Linked DNA regions of Mus musculus: region 1 is linked to region 2. A link is a loop called in an ENCODE intact Hi-C map of the cell type or tissue named here. Cell type or tissue: left cerebral cortex. All regions are shown on one strand.

Evidence for each region. Peaks named below come from ENCODE experiments on the same cell type or tissue, not always from the same donor. Only the 100,000 strongest peaks of a DNase experiment are listed, where the experiment ranks them.
Region 1: it touches region 2 in a loop (2.0-fold over the local background); 2 of 42 quality-filtered maps call a loop at or near these places.

What each region holds. Positions count from the first base shown.
Region 1 is chr11:25,434,356-25,436,855 of GRCm38, forward strand. No RefSeq gene overlaps it. Among named protein-coding and RNA genes, the nearest start is that of 4933427E13Rik, 110 kb to the left of the region's middle. In left cerebral cortex, a CTCF peak has its summit at 1,476 (motif pointing right); a DNase peak (open chromatin) is centred at 1,498.
Region 2 is chr11:25,848,185-25,850,684 of GRCm38, forward strand. All of the region lies in intron 2 of 5730522E02Rik (RIKEN cDNA 5730522E02 gene), which reads right to left. Among named protein-coding and RNA genes, the nearest start is that of Gm51856, 66 kb to the left of the region's middle. In left cerebral cortex, no CTCF peak of the experiment used is centred here; DNase peaks (open chromatin) are centred at 967, 1,443 and 1,841; H3K27ac peaks cover 1,801 bases.

The DNA.
Region 1 (2,500 bases), 410 kb before region 2:
TTTTCTAGAGAAAATGGTGCTTAATTTCTTGGAGGTGTTTTGTTGACAAGAAAATGGAAAGCACGTGTTCCTGCTCTCCTCATTGTACTTCCGAGTAATGAAAGTATTTAAGAAGGTACAATTATGATCTTGGCAAGCACCTGGGGCTCTTGGAACTGTTTTTTTTCACACTGAATAAACACTGCAGATAATCTGTTTATGTTACAGTGTGCTGAAAAGCTATCTACAACAAAAGGCCACAACCGTTTTTTTTTTCTTTCCGTTTCCTAAAGGGAAAAATATATTGCACTAATAATTTGCAGAGAATAATTTCATTGTCTCCATTCTCATTCTATTAGACAGAGGCAAGTTTATTGGGGGGGGGGGGGCGCCTGTTTTTGGCTACTTTAATTGAATAGTCCCCTCATTTTTATAGATCCCAGAATTCTCCTTAGCAATAAACCCAGGTGATTCAGGCTCAGTCACTAACCCCTCAAATTAACTGTAACCTTCCTACAAATAATGAAATCCCAATATTCATTCCTTCCTTAACTTGACTGATTTGAGTAAATTGGTATGCAAATCAGAAAGGACATAATTCATTTAATTTTCAGGACAAAAATTAAGTAAATATGTTAGCAAGCTACCGAGTTTGGGGCACACTAACCAGGAAAAAAAAACAAAAAACTTTAAGTTATACCAATGAGGCAGAGAACTATCTGCCTTATGTAATAAGATGCATTGCAAAATCTGGAAACAATAACAAAGGTAAAGCAATAATAATAACAAGTAATGGCAAACCCACGTGTTTTATAATTCTCTGAGAAAGAGAAGGCACAGCAGATAGAATTGAGAGAACCTCACCTGAATCCTTAAATCCATACCCCCAAGAAATACAGAGAGATCACATCACTCTAAAACCTTATAGGTTAGTGTCCTATCACTCCACACTAACTACCAGGGTCAAACGTGGTCATCTCTGAGTCAGAAAAACCACACGGCATATTTATGGCCCACATGCAGTTGGGATCTGATAAAACCATGAGCTAAATGGGGGAGACACTGCAGCTTATGTCAACCTAATACCTAATACTTTGACCCTTTACTACAAGGTCTTTCTGAAAGGGCACAGAGGACTTCCATGAGAAATGGAATTTGTTTCATAGGCCTCCAACTTCTTTCTCTGTCTTTATCAAAGACTTTGAAGGACAAACTCTTAGTTATCAATGAGCAAACATCAAAAGCTTCAAAGTTTGTCTCCATTGCTCTTAGGAATCATGAGGGGAGCTGCAGCTTACAGTTTACAAAACCATCAAGTAGTAACTGTATATAGAATTGACAACTTGGTATTCTAGTTCATTTTTTCCCTAATCTAACTGGAATTTTGAGTAACCAGTAAATGATTACACATTTCTGCACAATGGTGCCCCTCCTCCAACCAGATACCTCCTTTATTCAATGCTGGGAGCCATTAGCTAATGGGGTCCCTAAGTCTCTAACCACTAGGGGGCAAAATCAACCCAACAGTTCAGTAATGCATCCCAGCTGAGCCACCCCATTTCCTCGAGCCCCATCCCTGGAAGTCTCTTTGCAGCAATGTTTTGAATTAAGAAATTGCACTAACATTCACAGTTTCTCTCAGCTCTGTGGGTTTGCCTCCCAAAAACTAAAGGAATTCATAGTAGCCTCCAGAAGAGCCCATAGTCTGTTTCTCTGACTGTTGTGAACAGAGAAACCCATCATGAAAGATGATAGTCTCGTTCTACCCCTCAACCTAACATTTACTGTATCCCTAGCCATTATCAAACCAGACAGAGGCAAAGGACATGAGCCTACCTCCAGGTCTCACGGGGTCTGTGAGTAGGGCAGTCTAATGTCTCTGTCTTCCATAGCTTAAAAACCACATGCCAGAAGAAGAGCCTTGAAGGGAATGTGGAGACAGAGAGTGCTCAACAGGCCACTGCTATACCTGGTACACTGTTGCATAAGAAGGATAAGGAAGATGAAGGATTCTGTTCTGAACATTTCTTTGAGAACATTTGTGAGTTATGGAGAGAAGAATTTATGAAATGATCTTGCATAAGAGAAATGAAGTAAAAAAGGTGACTTTCCAAAGACCATCCCTTCAATTAATTCATACAAATTTTCATTAGAAAGTCACTGAGTCCACTTAACTACTCTCTTGTAACTGCAAACCCCATGTGAGGGCAAGACTCAGTTGTCTTCATATTTGGTGTAGTTTATTGTACTGGAATTAGGAAGTAAAACACTTACCTTTTCTTAATCAGTACCAAATCTGGATCTACTCTGGAGATAAATGTTATCTTTTTATAAAAGATGGATGTGGTACACTTAGTCACTTTGTGCTTGTTTTAGTCTCACAATGGGGACATAATGTGATATGAGGAGTCTCTGACTCTTCTTTTCAATGACATTTGACAGTTTTTTTCTTGGCATTGGGACTTTTGGAGCAAGGTTTCCATATTGCATTGCAGATTATATTTATTTGCTTCTATTAAGA
Region 2 (2,500 bases):
GACAGAGACAGAGAGATGACAGATTAAAATTCTCAACCCTTCCACACACCCACTTTTTTTTTTAATTTTTTTATTACATATTTTCCTCAATTACATTTCCAATGCTATCCCAAAAGTCCCCCATACTCTCCCCCCCCCCACTTCCCTACCCACCCATTCCCATTTTTTGGCCCTGGCGTCCCCCTGTACTGGGGCATATAAAGTTTGCGTGTCCACACACCCACTTTTGAGAGTGTAGTTTGTGTGTGTGGTGACCTTGAGCACCTCTGCCAGGAGAGCAGCCTTGTTTTGTGCCCCTCCCTCTAGCTCCACTCAGAGTTCCAGCATGTCCATGGAGGGTCACTGCTGTTTGGAGTGTTTGAAACAGCTGTTTTATTGTCTTAATCCTTCATTCGTATTTTCGTAAGTCTTCTATAGACTTACTGTATTATCTGTGGGAGCTAAACTTTGCTGTGGAGAAGTTTGGAATCAGCCTGATTTTTAATCTATTATAAGTGTGTCAATGTTTTTTTCTTTTCTTTCTTTTTTCTTTTTTTGCCTTTCTGCCTCACCTTTTGTGAGATTGTGTTTGGTATTTATTGCCTAAAATGGGCCAAGGTTTCCGGGATGTATGCCCCTTCAACGCATAGATTTGTTTTCTTTGAAGCGAATTTCATCAACTTGTATCCTTAATTAATCACTGCATTAGTACCAGGTTTTCTTCCATACGGAATTCAAATAAGCATATGGGAGCCGGGCCCTCATTACCTTTCTGCCTAGTTCATTTCCTTTGCTGTCTTCTTCACTCCCCTCGGTGCAGCAGGCAGTGCTCTCACAGTCCTCCCCTGCTAGTGAACCCAGCGCTTGCCTGGGTTTCAGTTCCTTGTTATTTTTCTTTCGCTTTCCCCCTGAGTTCTCTCAGCTCACTTTTCATTCCTTTTAACACATTTTCATCTCCTGAATTCCTGCATCGCATCTCTTCGAATTTACTCTAAAAAGTAAAAATAAGGACACGGGAACCAACGACATTCCTCCTGGTTAAATTGTAGCTGCATGGTGAAGGCTTCGTTCGGAGATACTCCTTTTTCCTCTAAGACAGTAGTGTCTCTGTGGTGACTCCTTGTCTGGTTTGTACTTTTGCGTTTGTGTGGCTTTCTGGAAAGCTGTCTATCATGGAGAAGGCAGGTGTCTCCCTGGCCAGCTAGTGTGCTCAGAGATCTGTTCTCCACTACGAACATGAGGCTTCCAAGCATAAGCTGTGCCTGTGGCTCTGGCTGTCCTGAAGCCCTGAGCCTGTCCAGCTCCTGACATGGCACTTCACACTGTCATCTCTTCACTTCCTTTGTAACTTTCTCTCTCCACATGTGTCCCTGCAAACAAGAAGCAGAGTCCTGCTGAGGAGTCACAGAACCTGGGCAACAGGATCTAGTTTTTGCTTTTGAGCTCCTCCACACAGCATAAGTGCAAATCCATTTCCTGGGGTAGGCTCTGCAAAGACCCCCGAGGGTGCATTCTAGTTAAACCATACAAATACAATACAAAAACTTTTATTTTCTTCTTGCTATGTTAATTTACAAGGGTGTCTAAGGTGGTGGAGGAAGTACAGAGTCTCTAGACACATGATCCCAGCATAGGTCTGTTTTCCTGATCATTTCTTAAGACCTTTGTTTTCTATTGGTACTGTATTTCCCCCTTAATTCACTTACTGTTCAGACCTGTGTGTAATGCTTTTGGACCATATTTGCCTTGCATCACTCCTTCCTTTCAATTTCTCCCCTATCTCCCACTTCCTGTCTCTTCCAACTTCTTGAGAGCTCTCCCACACACACCCATCAACTTAGTGTTGCTTGAATGTGTGTGGTTGGAGGAGAGAGGCTCCTACATGGAGCCTCTCAGGGCCTGCATGCCTTAAGGAAACCCTCTCCCACTCCAGCAGTCATCAATTGCCAATAGCTCCTGAAGTGGGATATGACCCTCCCCGACCCCCCATCAATGCTAGGATTTTCTCAGCTCTTTGTGTGTGTTTCGTTCTTGCAGTCACAGCTGCTGTGAGTTCAAGTGTGTAATTACACTGGCTTGCATAGCAAATATGTCTCTGCTAGAGACATATACTACCACTGCCTATTTTTAATCTTTGAACTGCCTCTTCTTCTATGATTTTAGAACTTCTGTGGGAGAGAGTATTTTAGAGATGACCCATTTAGAGCTGAACACTCCAGGACCTCTGATAGCCATCATGTTGACCTTCTGGTGTGGGAGTCTGTATAATCGCAGTCTACTGTAAACCCAAGTTTCTCTGATAGGGTTTGAGAGATATCCACCAGTGCAATGGTGGCATGAATGTTAGAGGAATGGCCAAACACTTCTTGATTTGATCTAAAGCCGGCTCTATGAGAAAGAACCCATGTCAAAGCATCCATGGCTGGTTGGTACATAGGCCCTAGTGGAGAACCTCATACTACCATTCTATTAAACAGGCATGGTTAAGCAATAGCATTTATCGTTCATAAAAGTTGGAAAT